Regions from separate parts of the Mus musculus genome. Here region 1 is linked to region 2. Evidence: chromatin loops called from intact Hi-C (ENCODE). Cell type or tissue: heart. All regions are shown on one strand. Links, peaks and the distances in the headings refer to the core of each region. The heading gives the core; the rest is flanking DNA.

Region 1 (8,328 bases), core at 212-8,211, 81 kb before region 2:
GACAGTCCCCCCTCCATTTTATTAGGCTAATAAAACTTGGTTTTCTAGCACTTGGTGCCCCAGGAGGGCAATCCACCCCTCATCTAATTCATCACGGGCCCAATGAGAAGTTCTGAGGTCCCAGCCTCCATCCCCAGCTCACTGGGCCTCATAAAGGTGAGGCCTCTGGGTTGCACCTCTGGTTTTTGCCTGCTGGGCAGCCCCAGTGTCACTTATAATTTATATAAGGCTCCTCTGCTCACTTGTCCCGAACCCACACACTATGCCACGAAGCCATGGCTGCCGTAAAATGAAAGCGTGGCTGCTGGCGTTTCAGAACATTCCATCAAGAGGCTGGTGGGAAGCTCTCCTGTTTACATTCGTGAGGGGCAGCTCTGTGGGAGTCAGGGTGATAGTTTGAAAGAGGGGGTTTGTTTGGCTAGAAGAACCAAAGGTGCTGTTTAAAATAAATAAAATTTAAACAAAGCATTGTTTGTGTGCACACATCCACGAACATCAGATCTCTGAATTCTTTTGCCCGTGCTTTGTGACAGCTAAGGTTTGTTTTCCGCTTCTTCAGAAAAAGCCTGTGGTGGTGGTGGTGGGGGGGGGCAGTGTGTGTTTGGTGTGTTCCAGGCATAGCGACCGACCAGGCTCTACCCTGTTCCTTTCTCACCTTAAAGACGCATCATTTCCCGAGGCTTGAACTAAGCCTGCTCCAACACAGTTGAAAGCCAGACTGTACCAAGGGCTAGAGGGACATTTACCGGCTGGATGGCTCTCAGAGCCTCCTCCGCATGGTAATTCAATCTTGTCAGCTTGTAATTACTGCCCTGGTTCATCTCCCCTGGCTCAAATCTCCACAAAATGCCTCTCCATTATTACCTGCCCTCCCTGAGGCCATGCCCGGGTGGTTGCTAATAAGCTACTCCAGCCTCTAGCCGCTCAGGGTGACCATTTTCATCCCTCTTTCTCCCAATGCTCATCCTGAGTTCTGAGGGTTGCACACAGTCAGGAGAAGGATAAGGAGGAGTTGGACAGGACTCCTGTAAGGTTCTTTGCTCTTATCCACCTACCTGGCCACTGGACTCAGCCTTGGCTGGGCTGAGATCCGGGGGGACTTCTTTTGATGGACATCTGATAGGACAACTGTCTTCTTCTGCAGGATGTGACAGTTGAGGGAGATTTCAGACCTCAGCAGTCAAGGAAGCTTGTCATGGCCTGGGCTGGCAATGGCCTTCTTCAAACGGAAGCATCAGCGTGAAAGGTAGCCAGCAGCAGAGACAATGACATAGGAAATCTCACTGAGCTAGCTCTTTACTGGGGTAGCTGGACTCAGAAACACCCCAAATCCCACCCTTATCACCCACAGCAGTCCCAAGCCTATATGCCGAAGTGTGTTGGACGGCTGTGACACCCTGGAGGGCCTCATTGGCCAGAGTGCTCGGGGCATGTCTGAGTTGTTGGAGTCTAGACCTGAGAAAGCTAACAGGGGTGCCTTGTTGTCAGGGGCAGCCAGCCTCAGGCCGCACCTCAAAGGTACCAGAGCCTGGCCTTGGCCTTTCTCGGCTCCCTGCATCCCACCCTTGGGTGCTGGAGTTGGAAGTCCCTCCGGTTCCCCTTCTTTCCAGGCTCCCTCTTGCTGCGCTCGCTCGGGCTGATGGCGGATTATCCTCCGAAAATCCACTTGGAAGGGATTTTTGTTTTGTTTTGTTTTCTCTACTTGACACTTGAGAGTAAAGTAGGCCATTTATCTTCCAGGCAGAAGAATTTCAACAGTGCGGCCTCTTGGTGCGGCTCGGGCTCCGGGTGTGGAGACAGCTTTAGGTCTCCTTGCAGGGGCTTTGGACAGTCTTAGCTGCTGCCTCCTAAACTCGTGAGCTTTTCTCCCCTCCAGCTAATCCCCTGCCTGCCACCCCTCCCCTGGATCCAGCCCACCTCAAGCTCCACAGACTGAAAGGCGTATTCATGCTCCAGCCGGCTGTTTGTTTAAACTCACCCTGTGTTAGTCCGTGTTAAATGCAACAGAACGAGAAGAAATGGAATTTTCTGCCGGCTTTTGATCAAAGAGAGGACTTGAAAAAATTCAAGACGGGTTCCTGCAGGACACTGTTAAACACAGGCTCTGCGTTTCTGCACGCCAGTGTTTAGTTGGCTGGAGGAACGAGTTCTTTATCCTTTTGATCTCGGGAAGAAAACACACATGCATACACACACACACACACATCACACACGTGTATACATATGACATGCACAAACACATGAACATATAAACACATACACATACATACATAAACATACATACACAGACCACAGACACAAACATGCATGCATCCCCTTAACATACACACACATAGGTATGCCATATGTGTATATGCACACTCATACCCCAGTCACACACATACATGTACACAGACACCGGCACCCATGCACATCCCCACACCATAAACAAGAAACTATGGCCATCCTTTTCCGAGACACCCCAGCTGTGGAGGACCACCCTTTAATGAATTTGAAACATGGCCCCACTGCAAAATGCAAACTCTTTGTTTTTATTCCTTTCATGGGAATTCAGGGTGAAGTCTCTCTGTTCTCCAGGCCACAGGATGCCGACCACATGCTCAGAACACCCTGTCTCTCTCACCCCATCTATCTTCGTGGTGGGACCAATCATGAAATGTCCATCCTGGCTCCCCAGCTTGGAGGCAAATGCCGATGAAATGTCCTTAACATGTCCCCATTTCCTGTCATCCAGGGAGATCCCCAGGGGCTCGGGCCGCTGAGTTTAAGGCAGGGACCGCAGATCTGCAGCAGAGTCGATGGCCGTCTCACGCAGGGAATTTGGAGGTTTCGATCAGCCTGATCCACAGCAGCCAGTCAAAGCAGCCTTCGTATTACATGGATACACAGGCTAATACCCCAAGCTCTTACTTAGACTGACCTGGGACCAGTGCAGGCCCTGGAAAAAGTTAAAACGTGCCCTGCCGCCTTCCCCCTCCTCACTCGCTTTTCCATTATGGAAAAAAACCCGATTTTTTTTTTTTTTAATTTGTTGTGTTTCTACAATCGATTGTTTGGTTATCGGCACTGCCCGTTTCCTGATGCTCATTTCTGTTTCGACACAAATCAGTCTCGTTTCCTTTTGGAATAAGGATCAGGCTGGGAAGTGGACCCAGAACCGTGAGTTTTCCCTCTGTTCCCTCCAGCCCCGAGCTCCTGAGCCCCGCTTCAGCTCTGGGGTGACTCTCCCCAGCCTCCTGGCTCTCCTGGGCCAGTGCAGGCAGCCTGAGCTCTGCTCTCCCCATTTAGGAAGGAGATTCTAGAATTTCTACACAAACATCACATAGGAAGGGGAGGGAGGGACTTCCATTTTCATTTTAAGGCTCTAAAAGAAGGGGAAAGTAAACAGGGTGGGCTGTTTTATCTCAGGGGTTCATGGGGAGTCCCTACTGAATTTACCAAATAAAATGAATTTCAAAATTTTCATTTTCTCATTTTATTCCGGCAGAAAATGAGTTTGCCTTTATAATATCCAGAGCTTTCAAACTCTATTGAGTGAGAAATTAAGTTACAGAAAGTAAATACTCTGGTCTCTCCACACGCCCGAAACGAGACAGCCTGTCACTGTAACATGATAGCAAGCCCGGCTTTGGGGTCCAGGATCACTTATTATTTTTTTTTATGATGTATAATAATGAGAAACAAGACCCAGTTAAAATGTTCCTCTTTTAGAATGGTTGAAGTGTGATACAAAATAAATTTGATTGTAATTTTAATTTGTAAACCTAAGTTGCCAATTAAAAAAAAATCTTCCCAATGTCTTAAAACACGGAAAAAATGTAAAGAAAACAAAAATGAATGTTCTTGGCCACGGGAAATTCTATCTTTATATAGAAACACACATGTAAGGCAGGCGCTCTGGTAACGGGAGTGCTTTGCCTTTCGTTACAAAGAGAAAGCAATATTTGAACTGCAGAACGAGCGGACACAAGGAAGAAGGGTGGCTGGCTATTTGCATAGGAAAATCCAGAGACCGACACTAGGCAGATGTGGGCTTGGACTGTGATTGTATTTATAACAAAAGCTACATAAATGTAAGAAAAAAAGAGAGAAAGTTATTTTGCTTAAGTGCCTGGAAAAAAATTGGAATAATATTTGGGTTACTCCTGTCTTGTGCTTTGTGTTCTGGAAACCCGTGGGGTCCAGGAAGGATTAGAGAACTCCACTGGGGACTTGGGGAGACAGCCGAGCCTTAAAGAGTGCTTGCTGCTCTTCCAGGGGACCCAAGCCGGTTCCCAGCATTCACATAGGGTGGCTCATACTCTCTGTAGCTCCAGTTTCAGGTGATCCAGTGCCTCTACCTCCACGGGCACACATTCATACATGCGTGCATGTGTGTACGCTCACACACACACACACACACACACACACCCCAAATATTTGTTTTTAAAGCACTTTACCTAAATCGGAAGTGTGTGTATTGTGTATTTGTGCATGTGCATATGTATGTGTGCATGTGTGTGTGCACATGTGCGTGGGAGAGACTGCATGTGTGCATTGAATATGTGTGTGTTTGGTGTGCTTGTGTGTATGTGAGTGTCTCACACCCGTAACCTCAGGAGGTATACAGAGGGGTAAATGGAAGGGAAGATAACTTTTACCTCAGAAATTCTCTGTTAACACAAAACTCTTAAATGATAAAAAAAAAAAGCATATATATATATATATTAAAGGTAGGTCGACGGGGGATAGATCAGCGTGCCAATACAGAGAGGCAGGCGACCGTTTCTCTGTGATTCCCACCAATCCATATTCCTTTCTTCACTCTGGACCCTTGAACAGAAAGCAACCTTCTTGGGGACGTCTGGCTGCTGCCCAGTAGATGGTGCTGTGACTTCTAGAGATAGGAGGGTGGAGTGGGGGTGGGGAGGGCAGGACAGTGAGGTCTGCCACAAGCCCATCTCTGCGAACTTCCACGGAAAGAGGAGACTCCTCTATGAGGCCTCTGCAAGGTGCCACCTATCAAAGACTATTTAAAGTAGTTAGGCCAAATGTCTGTCACCAAATGTCCGATCCTTAGGAAAGGACCTAGGGGGTAGAGAGAGAGAGGTGTGGGGCACTTAGGAGACACTTAATATCTCAGAATTAAGGTGCCTGACCACACACTCTCTGCCCTCATGGTCACCACGGAGACCGAGTGCCCGCAGAGTTGAATTGACAGGTGTCAGTCACGATGGGCACCTAGTCTCGGAGGATGGCGGGGAGAGTCTGGGCCGGAGCTACTCCCTGTGTCTTCCCATTGGCACCTGTCAGACACTGGCTGCTCTTGGCTTTAGCTCTCTCCTGTCACTGTCTCCTGGTCAGGAAGAATTTTTCACCTTCTTCCTCAAGTGAACATTTTTCTACCCGTCTCCCTAAGAATGTGGTCCCGTGATTTGTCGCACTGAGTGTTTAATCTACAGACATTTTCAGATGACCTTGATGGACAGCATGGCTCATTAATTTCTTTTAGGCAACCATTAGCTGAGCTGTTTCTAATCTAGAAGGCAGCCTGAGTGTCGGCAAAATATCTCAGACAATCTGGGATTCCACAAAAGCAGCAAAAAGATTTATTTCCTTCTCTGAGAATGGGGCTCTTTCTTCTTGGGGATGAGCGAGAGGAGGCTTCTCTGGGCTCCACACTCGACGGTAAAGACAGAACGGCGGAGGGAGAAGCGTGACTTCATCTGGTCTGGTAGCAATTAATCTCATATCGTTTCTTGAAGTTTTAATTGATTGACACACCAGCTTTTATGCTTGTATGTGTTTACAAATTGTACGAGTTAGTTACCTTCCGTTCACAGCAAGGGTTCATGTATTAATAAAATGATTGTGCAAAAAAAAAAGAAAGAAGAAAAGAAAGAAAGAAAGAAAGAAAGAAAGAAAGAAAGAAAGAAAGAAAGAAAGAAAGAAAGAAACCACCAGCTGTTTAAATAAATTCTGTTCTGGTTTAAAGATTCTGCCCTTTGGGAGAAAGTCATTCTGAGTTGAGCGGCAGACACCAGCGAACAGTTACCATGTAAATAAATCTTCCTGTAACTTAGCGCTATTTTTCTTGTGCAAGATACTAACACATTAGAAAATAAACTTTGTGTGTTGGGCCCTGTTTGTATGGAGCAAGCTTCTGTAAGATGATCCGGAGAAAATGTGAACCAACCCCCGTGTGTGTTGGCTTCTTAGCTATTTGATATGTAGAAAGCTCTAGAGAATAAAAGGGGGCAGCTCTGGCAAGAGCCATTCACATTTCCGCTGTCGCACGGAGGAGCTGTTATCAGAGCGAGGGCTGACGCACAGAAAGAGCCGGTCACCTGGCACGTTGGCTTAGGGGATAATTTAATTACCCACCAATTAGTGTTAACTTGCATTTCTGCCCAGGCCGGCCTTCTCGAAGTCTTGTTTATTTCTAGAAATCAGGATGGTGACAGCTGTAATAGGCCATTCAGCAGCAAACATTTTCTCATTTAATTGAAAATATTTTAGCTTTCAGGGACCAAGCAAAGCAGGACTTTCAGGGTTGATGTGCAGAACTCCTGGCTGGAGGGGAGTAGGGGGGGGGGGAGTGTTAAATAGAGAACTCCCCAGCCTGCCCGGCTGTGCCTGGCCACTTCCCTTTGCCTGGCAAGTTGGTGGGTTTTCACGGTTGGTGCGGCCACCCCACCCCTTTGGAGATTTTTTTTTCCTCCCGGTGAAGGGGAGAATGCAGACTCAGTTCCCCCTCTACATGTGGGAGTGACTAAGCATCTTGGGAGGCCCGAGTCGCTGGCAGGCATCAGCTGCATCTGTCACCAATAGCGTCAGCAATAGCGTGCTGGTTCAGAGACTGCATCTTATGTTTGTAAACTTCTCAATTTTTGTTTTCCGAGAAAGGCATGATTGATCTCTAGGCATAAAGGTGGGGAGATGCTCTCTGGTCCTCCCTGACAGCTGAAGGCAATCAGGGCCCATCTTTGGTGCCGTGTTTTAGTTAAAAGGTAAAAAGAAACGCAGACCCTCAGACCAGGAGACTCTGGAGGTATGCAGCCTTCACCCCAGGACCCCCACCTCTGTTGCTTCAGGGGAAGTTGGTCCTGAAGGATCCCAGGAGTCTCACCTTGCCCCTCTGCATATCCCTGCCTACCATCGTGTGGTTCTTTTGGAAGGAGACAGGAAACCCTGGATTGACATTTAGGGATCAGCTAACACGTCTGAACTGGGTGTGAGGAGGAAGTCTCCACGTTCCTTTGTGCAAACGAGCTTCACAGATCAAACCCGCCAGGCTCTTGTGCAAACTCTTCTGCACTTCAGGAGAGTGAGCCTTGGGAGGCAAAGCCCTTCCCAGCTAGCTGCATGCCCTTCAGGAGCAGGGTAGTTCAGATCTCTCCTGCCGCCGTGGCTCTGTCTGGGGATATAACTTGGCCGGTAGGGGCAGTGGTTCCACAGTGTGGAGGAAGGCTTCCTGCATCTCACCCATCTCCCTGCTGCTGTTCTGTATGATGCTCTCCCTTCATCCCCTTGCCCACTCGGTGTCCTGGACCTCGCTTTCGTGTTTGTACAACATTGGTAGCCGACTCTCCCTTAACTGGAGCCCAGGCCTGTGGTGCATAAACGCCCCAGGCTTTCTGGAACCCCCCAGCCATGCTTGCAGCCACTCTGCAAACTCCACCACACTGAAGGCAAACCAGTGGTCGTTCCAAACTCACCTGGTGGCGTCTCCCAATGAGTCAAGATGGAGAACAATGCCAATAACCTCTCTGGACACTTAAAGAAACTTAACACGCCCTGAGGGCTAAGCCAGGGAGAACTGGTAGCTTGGGTTCAGGACAGTACTTTTAAAATACTTTTTAAACTTCCCTTTTTGAGAAAGAATCTCATGTAGCCCAGGCTAGCCTTGAACTCTCGATGTAGCTGAGGATGACCTTGAAGTTCTGATCTTCCTGTTTCTACTTCCTGAGGGTGGGGATGGCAGATACCAGGGGATGGAACCTAGGGGTTCCTGCATGGTAGACAAGCACCCTATCGGCTGAGCTAGACCCCCACCCCCTAGCCCACACGTTCTTAACAGGCTTCACTAGGTAGCATTTTATGGGGTGACCAGCTGAGTGGATGAACTTGGAAGCAGAGCCAGGCTGTGTAGGGAGCGAAGGTGCCAGAGAGAGTGGCTTTGGGTTCATGTTGGGTTCCGTTTCTTGTTTAGTGAGTTTCTTGCATGTTTAGCCCTTTGGCTGTTTTCTTCTGCATAAACTTCAGTTTACATTTTGCTTTCTAGAGCTTTGCACTTGGGTCAAAAGGGCCTGGTTGGCAGGGCGCACCCAGTAAAGGTCTTGCTATGGC
Region 2 (8,328 bases), core at 327-8,326:
GTTACCGATTGGAAACAAAGTAACCATTTCTTCCTTATAAGCGGCTGGTCTCAAGCATTTTGTTACAGTAATGGCAGGCTAGCACAGGGTGTGTACTGTTTCAAAACCATCTATGAAAAACTTTGAATTTCTGCTTCATCTATTGCTTCTGGTTTCCTGCCCAGGGATTGTTCTCACAACGTCACACACCCATGCCACTCAAAAGCTCATGTCTCCTGTGCGCACGCACACCTCTCACACCCACACCTCAAACACACTGAGTGTCAATCACACCGCATCATGCCTCATTCACTCAACCCTTGCCTCACAGCCACACTTGCGTGTGTAGTCAGGTGGAGTGGCTTGCCTTTGGGGCTACTTTTGGTGCGGCACCCGTCATCGCTCTAAGAAAGCTGAGATCTTAGTGTGGAGCCTTGCTCAGCACAGCCATAGCATCTCCCGTCTTCCTCCCTATACTGTCTGGTTTGGACACCTCCTCCCTACCACGGATAGAGTCAGCGTTTGTGTGCAGGTGGCTTGATTGGGGATGACTCAGGAGGAGGTTACAGGTGGAAAAGCCATTGAGGAAACAGATCAGTGTAGGACCTGTTGGTGAGATTGGCCTTGGTGGGTAGCCCCGGGAGGCTGCGCATCGCCCCTTCGGTTCTCAGAGGATATTCAGTGCCCTCTACAGTTTTCAGCCTTACAGCATGGGACACTGGTCTACACCCTGTGCTGCCTCTGTCCTGGATGAACCACTGGGGACACCTATGGGTCCTTCTGTGAGCAGAGTTTCTCACGGGGTCCTGCTGTCTTGGTAGGTGGCAGCCTGCTCCAGCGGGACACCTGCTTAACAACTTGATTTCCCAGGGACCTCATTTCCAAAGGATGTCACAGCTGAGGTCCTGACAAGTTGAACAGCCTCATGTGAGTTGTGGGTCACAATTCATTCTGTAGCAGGGATGGAAGGGGCAGAGGGGGCTGGGATATCACCCAGGAGATGGCTGGATGAGAGCCAGGGGCCAACTGGTAGGTGTGTCCTCAGGTCCCAAGGCAGGACACCAATGAAGGTGTCTCCATGACACTCGGTATTGTGTTGGAAGGACTTTGGCAAGGTGATTATGTGCATCTACCCTAAGCTTTGTCCCCTGACTGGTTTATAGTCGTCTGGACACCCCTCATCTTCAGACTGTGGCCTCTCCTGGCCTAGGTATCAGGGTGTCGCCTTACCATGTGGAAAAGAGATGGCGTGTGTACCACTCACAGAACTGAGTCTTGTGGCTGCCTTGCCACGCCCCCCAGGGGGTGAGGCCAGGGAGGAAACAAGAGCACCCAGACTCCCACCAGCCTTGTGCTGAGTGCTGGCCAGTACTTTGGCCTTCCCATCCCTAGAGCTCGCTGCTGGCTATCCCCCTGCCCCGGAGAGCGATCCATCTCCAACTTCGAAGCTGTCTAGACTTGTTATCAGGCCCCTAATTCCTGAGAGCTGAGCGGGCAGTGGGCTGTCGAGATAGCAAGGGGGTGAAGTCACTGGCGTAAATCTGAGGCAGGAAGTCCATTCCGGGCCGATGGACGAGTGTGGGCCAGTGCCCGCGGGCCGAGATAACGCGTCTAGACTCGGCTGGCCATTTCCTCCTCTTCCGTGTGTCCTGTGGGCCTCGCCCTGCCTTCCTGCTTGCCCACTGCTCCAGTCCTGGGAGAAGCCCCTCTGGAGGAGGCCTCACCATTATCTGAAGAGTGGCTGCTGGGGACTCTTGGCCTCAGCTGGGTGTGGATCCTTTCCTAAATCCCAGAGGCCTTTCTGGAAAGGTCACACTGGCCTCTGTCACTGTCATTTCAGAGAGACCAATGGGTTAGGGAAAAGTGACGATTTTTTCCCTCCTGTAGCCAAAGGTCACTGGAAGGCCATGGGGGGTGGGCTGGGAGGACCCAGTTGATGTCAAACAGACCTAGCTATTTCCACAAGTCCTGCAGGAAAAAGCCAGAGTGAGCAAGCCTTATCTGGGACTGCCTCAGGCTTGTGGGACTCTGTTCAGCGTTTTGTTTCTGGAAAGAATAGCTAGTTCCATTGACCTGTAGGCACGCTGGCTGATCCTGAATCTTGGAGCTAGAGCAGGAGAAGAGGCCAAAGCTTCCTGTCTCCAGGTAAAGCCCACAGCATGCAGGGGCTGTGTGTAACCCAGGACTCAGGTGGAGAGCACAGGAAAAGCCCAACCTGTGTCTTGATCAGCTACCTTCAGTCTCTGAGACCTGGTGGTGTGTGCTGGTGGACTGTGATCTGGTGGGGGAATGTTCCCATAGGAAGGCAGAAGGTGTCCATAGTCACACCTCCACAGCCAGCAACGACAGAAGTCAAGAGGGCCTGCCCGAGAGCCCAACACCCTATGTCATGTCCAGCGCCGCACACACGGCATTCCGTCATAGATGGAATCCTGTAACTTGGTTGGAGAGACGGCTCAGGAGTGAAGTGCTGTGCCTTCCAGGATAATGAGAGGCCCTGTCTCAAAAAAAAAAAAAAAAAGTAGATGATATGCCTCTGAAGTGGTACACACCTCAACATCCACAGCCACACCAATACACACAAGTATACTGACATGCACACATGTGCACACACATGAGTAGCCTTGTTTGTGAGGAGCTGGGTTAGAGTCAGAACACAGGTAGGGTGGAGCTCAGAGCTCAGAATAACTCTCCACAGTCTGCCGTTCTGAATGACACAGCTTGTGTCTTGAAGCCACTGTATCTGTTCTGTCAGGCTCCATGGTTACACAGCTGAGAAAGGGGGTCGAGATGCCAGATACCATGGTCACTGCTGGGCCCCTCCTGCCTCTGCCATCAGGCAGGGCTGTACTTTTCTGAGATTCAGTGAGGTCTGCTGAACCCTGGCTGAGCACTCTCCACAGACATGGGAGTCAACATACACAGCAGGCAGCAGAGGCAACTAGGATGGCCTGAGGTTCTCTCAGCAGTGAATGGGGTTTAATGGGACCAGACTCCAGGGAAGGGACTGGACTCCCGTCCTATAGAACCACAGCAAGGGATGCTGCTGCTACTCAAGTCCACAGGAAAAGCTGTGTTTAAATGATGGGCTGTGTGACAGTTAGATAGCCAGACGATAAACTAACCAAGCTGGGGTTAGTATGCAGCCATGAAAAAGAACAGTGCACCCTCTATATCCAACATGAAATCCTTGTCAAAGGGAGCAGCAGGAAATGATAAAGGCCCTTAAATGATATAAGCCCTATACTATAAGCCCTACACAGGATGCATGCATCTTATGCATGTGTGCACAGGCTCACACGCTCCCTAAAGGCTGCTGTTCTGCAACCATAGATCTCTCTGCTCCTGCACTACCATAAGTGCAGCCAGAGGAGGCTGGGGCCCATTTATAAATAGAGCTGAGAATGGGACATTGATGCTCGTCTCAAGGGAGCTGATCAGGACACAGCGCTCAGCCCTGTGGGATTGCATCACAGAGACTCCACGGCCTTAGGCAGAGATGGATGGCCTTGGCCAGCTCTGAGCAGAGGCACCATTCTGAAGGATCTTTTAAGAAGTTTGACAGTGGGAGGCCTGGGGAGGGCACGGGCACTTAGTGCCCTCCCCATGGCTGGGACTTTCTGGCTGGCCCAGTGGGAGGGGCAGGGTCAGGGGTTATCTGCAGGTGGGCAGGGGGCCCCTTGGTCTGCACATCTGCCGAAGCCATTAAGGGGCCCCCTCTGCTCCCAGGAGGGTTGTGTCTCTTTAGCACCAAGCTCAGGTTTCTGACCTCTGAGCTTCTGGTATCTTTGCAGACCAGGGCCTTAAAGAGCTTTTCACAATTTCAATGAGAGGGATGGTGGCTTGAGGGACAGTCAGGGCAAGTGACAAAGGGCCTCTCCTCTCTGCTCAGGGTGAGATCTGAACTGCCCGCCGACACAGGGTGCTGCCCAGATGGTGTGCAGGTGGGAAGTGACATTTGTTCTTGACGCCAAGGATGCTGGTGGTGATGCCAACAAATGGCGGCCATGTGTCCTGTGGGGACCCCTGGGAGCCAAATTCAGTCCGGGAGGTTTCCAGCTTCCAGTTCAGACCAGCAGGAGGCAGCAGGGGGAGGAATAGGCATGGCTCTTGGTAGACTGACCCTAAGAGTCAGGCAAAGTGCAGACCTCTGCAGGCCTGTCCGAGAAATGGGATCAAATCCTGCCTGAGCAGATCCAGTGGTGGGAGGGGACATGGGGCAGCTGCATGAGAGACCATGTCCCTGACCATCATATGGCCAGGAGGTTGGGCACAGTAACCCTAAATCCTGCCACGCTGTGCCAGGGAACCGCTTGTTCTCACTTGATAAACAAGGAAACCAAGAAATTCACCCACAGCCTGCCCCTTCAACATTACACCAGCATGTCTCAGCACAGGACACCTTGCTTACTTTTCAGCCTAAAAGGGGTGGCAGCCATTTCTGGCTAACAGCTTTCTCTCCCCAGCTCTGGCTCCTGTCTGCAGGTGAGTCTAGGAGTGTGCCCTGGCCCCTGGTGGAGCACTGTTCTCAGTTTCTGCACAGTATACAGGGAGGTTCATGATGCGTAGATGTGCAAACATGGGTGGGCTTGGAGCTCTTGCGTCTCACAGCCTGGAGCCACCATCTGCCAGCCTGAGTCCTAGCAGCACAGACTAACGGTGAATAGGGCCCTCTGGTTATCTACTTTGGGACTCTAGCCTGTCTGAGAACCCTGGGCCTGCACCTGCCTGAACCCTCCGGAAAGGGCCTGTGTCACAGGGTAGAGAGGCTGGCGAGTGCCACGTCCTGCTGAAGTCATGCTGGTCAATGCTTTCTCCATTCTTTCTTGGTATTTATTTGAAAATTGACTCCCATGTCTCAGTGAATCATCTCAAAGTTCTTCAAGGGATACATGGCTTGTCGCTCTTTTACAGGAAAGAAAACATGGCGCGGGGGGGGGGGGGGCAGAAGGTTCTGAGCCACGTGGCTCAGAGCTGAGCCCGGGTCACACTTACTTTCCACAGCCTTCTCCGTGTGTGCGCATATGTGTGCATGCAAGTATGCATGTGTGTGTGCATGTGTGTGCATGCATGTGTGCATGCACGTGTGTATGTGTGTGTGCATGCACGTGTGAGTGTGTGTGTGCATGTACACACATCATGGTTGCAAAAGTAAGTTTTCTCTTCCCATCATATGGGTCCCAACGGATTGAACTTAGGTTGTCAGGCTTGCTGGTAAGTGCCTCTCCCTGCTGGTCTCCATCCACCACTGGCCTCTGGCTCCACTCTCTATTGTGAGAACAAGCTTAGTTAGGTTGGCCTCAACCCTGCCTCAGCCTCCTGAGTACTGGGCTATATCAGCTGTCACTCCTCACTTCTAAATGCTTGGGAACATGAAAGAGCAATGGGGGGAGGACCCTGACACAGAGATGTGACCTGGAACTCCCCTACATGACATAATGGGGAGACCTTTCCTATATCCCTAAACCACAGGGTTCTGAGCCTCAGAATCTGAACCAGCCATGGGGGTGAGGGTGACAGGTAACAAGACCCACTGTCACCCCAACATCAAGACAAAGTTCAAAGTTCAGAAGCTGCCAACTGGTTGTTTCTATGTTAGAGACCCCAAGGTTTTCTCTGAGAGAATCCCACCTACCCCTTGTGGGGGTCTGCTGAGGCCAGGCTAACTGCAGTCTATACTTTCTGTGCCTAGGAAGCCGGCCATCCCATCTGTTGCCCGAGGAAGGCCTGTGAACACCAGCTATACCCTCTGCAGCCTCTGGTGGCACACTGGCTGGTTCTGACCCTGAATGACCTCAGCACTCCCTTCTCCATCGAATCCACTTCTCATGCCCACACTTATTCATCCTGACTGTGCCAAGCCCTAAGTCCCTTTAATCTGTCCCCTTGGCCTTGTCTCCAGTAGCTCTGCATTCCCCTGTGTTCAGGTCCACCCTCTGCCTACCTTCTCTCACCTGCTGCTTCTGCTCTCGTGACCCCTGGGGAACCTCCAAGTTTGGGTCTTTATTTCAAGTGCTTTCTCACAGGCCAGCCCACAGGAGGGGCACCTGTGTGAGATTAAGTGCCCTCCCGCTGGTGGTCTAGTGGCTCAATGGCGCCCACTCTGGCCAGGTGGATTAACAACAGGTACACAGGGCTCTACGTGTTGAAACTGGCAGATTCCCTTTCCAAAACCCCCATTCTGCTGGCAATTATTAAGCTCTTACTGTTTATCTGCCTTGGAGAGGGTCCAGGGATGGAGGCGAGGCTGGTCACCCTGCCACAGAGATGAGAGAAAAGGCATGGGATCCTCTTGCAGGCTGGGATTTCTGCCTGGGGCCGAGGGAGTCTGGTGGGGGCAGGGCGGCGTGTAAAGTTTCCTCTGTCCTCCTCACTGGCCCCTGCATTCCCCCCTTTGGCTCCCAAACGATCCATCAGTCCATGGCTCACCTGTGAAACCCAAGGCTGGGAAGCTCTCTGCTGCTCTGTTACAAAAATCAAGATTTATCGGAACATGACAGGCCTGGAGGGTTTTATGACATGCACGGCGCCAATTCCTCCCGCTAACCTATTTGTCCCTGGTGGGGCGGGAGTGGTTTACGACTGCCAACACCACTCCATCTGCTCCGGAGCTTGTGACGCTGACAGCGGGGACAAAATGTCCAACCCTGTCCGGGCCCCGCGGCGGGATTATCGCTTCAGGACTTGGGGGCATGGGCGTGCTCTCCTGGAGAAAGACCCTGGGCTCACCCCGGCTCTGCCTGTGGGGATGAAATTCAAGCAGCTCTGACAGTCTGTGAATTATCTGTCTTGCAGCCTTCCTCCTCCTGGCTCTTTTATCTCCACGGTGGAAGCCACATCGGGGTAAAAACGGAGGTTTTTCTCCCCGTGAACTGTTCTTTTGACATCTCTACAAAGGCCTCATGACACCCAAATTACCTTCGTCTCAGGAAATAAAGACACAATGTGGGGACCATTTGGAACCTCTTAAAAGGAGAGGTTGGCCTGATCTGGAAGCTTCCAGGGAGGCTAGGAAGCGTGTGTGTGTGTGTGTGTGTGTGTGTGTGTGTGTGCCCCAGGGTCCAGGGAGGGGTCCCCACCAGGCAACTGGAAGTACCTGTAACGCCATGAGCACTGTCTTGGGCCACCCCCGAGCATGTGCATCCAATAATCTTGTCTTATACACAATGGCATTTTTGGTGTGTTTGGTGAGTGAGCTCTACCCCTCTTCAGCCTGAGAGCCTGTTCCAGGATGCTGAAACCCAGAGATGTGTGACAGGCTGCAGAGGGGCCTAGTAGGTGACTCCTCCAAAAGCTACTTTTTGTTGAGAAGGATCCAGGCTGGAGGATCACACCAGTTGCTGCAGAAGACCAAGGTGGCTGCCTCAGGAATGGTTGATGGCAGCCACAGCCACTGATATTACAGGGTCAAGTGTTTCCCATGGCATCTAAAGCTGCGATGTCAGGCAGTGTCCTCATGGGGCAAGGCCAGGGTAGAGAATACCCATGTACCTCCTAGCCTCCAAGTGGAAACCCAGGCTGCCGAACAGGTCTGTCTCCACAGCCGTCTGAACCTTCTCCACTCAATACATGCACCAACCCACCCAAACTCAACGACTTTCTCCAGCAACCTTCAACAGCCTATGAGCTCAGTATGCAGTAGGTGCCCACTTGATGCTCAGGGATTCCAGTTCATCGTCAGCTAATCCAAGGAACTCAGAACCCCCTCTCTGGCACTTAACAGTGGCCATGGTCTCTAGCAAGGCCATGAGCCCAGAGCTGAGATGACAATAGGACCTAGTCCTAGCCCCAGTCTGCTGGGAGGGCAGGGCAAGATGCTGTAGGAAACCTGTGTAGAGAGGCATGCAGTAAGTGCACAATACGAGCTCAGCCCAGTGAAGAGAAGGAGAAAAAGGAGGAGGAGGGGGAGGAAGAGGAGTGGGAGGAGGAGGAGGAAAAGGAAGAAGGGGAAGAAGAAGAAGATGAAGGGGAAGAAGAAGAGGAGGAGGAGGAGGAGGAAGAGGGAAGGAGGGGGAGTAGAGGGAGGGGAGGAGGGGGAAGAGTTCAAGGAAGAGGAGGAGGGGGGAGGAAGAGGGGGAGGAGGAGGAGGGGAGGAGAAGGAAAAGAGGAGGAAGAGGAAGAAGGGGAAGAAGAAGACAAAGAAGAAGAGGAGGAGGAAGAGGAGGAGAAGGAGGAGGGGGAGGAGGGGGAGGGAGAGGAGGAAGGGGTAGGGGAAGGGGAAGAAGAAGGGGAAAGGGAAGAAGAAGAAGAAGAAGAAGAAGAAGAAGAAGAAGAAGAAGAAGAAGAGGAGGAGGAGGAGGAGGAGGAGGAGGAGGAGGAGGAGGAGGAGGAGGAGGAGGAGGAAGAAAG

Evidence for each region. Hi-C counts contacts between places; a loop is a spot of excess contacts. Peaks named below come from ENCODE experiments on the same cell type or tissue, not always from the same donor. Only the 100,000 strongest peaks of a DNase experiment are listed, where the experiment ranks them.
Region 1: it touches region 2 in a loop (2.2-fold over the local background); 2 of 42 quality-filtered maps call a loop at or near these places.

What each region holds. Positions count from the first base shown.
Region 1 is chr8:121,389,868-121,398,195 of GRCm38, reverse strand. No RefSeq gene overlaps it. Among named protein-coding and RNA genes, the nearest start is that of Gm26747, 25 kb to the left of the region's middle. In heart, for the core only: CTCF peaks have their summits at 4,845 (motif pointing right) and 7,420; DNase peaks (open chromatin) are centred at 2,725 and 4,875; H3K4me3 peaks cover 855 bases; H3K27ac peaks cover 3,849 bases; H3K27me3 peaks cover 3,613 bases.
Region 2 is chr8:121,309,375-121,317,702 of GRCm38, reverse strand. No RefSeq gene overlaps it. Among named protein-coding and RNA genes, the nearest start is that of Gm33823, 49 kb to the right of the region's middle. In heart, for the core only: CTCF peaks have their summits at 4,038 (motif pointing right) and 6,058; a DNase peak (open chromatin) is centred at 6,582; H3K4me3 peaks cover 766 bases; H3K27ac peaks cover 6,711 bases.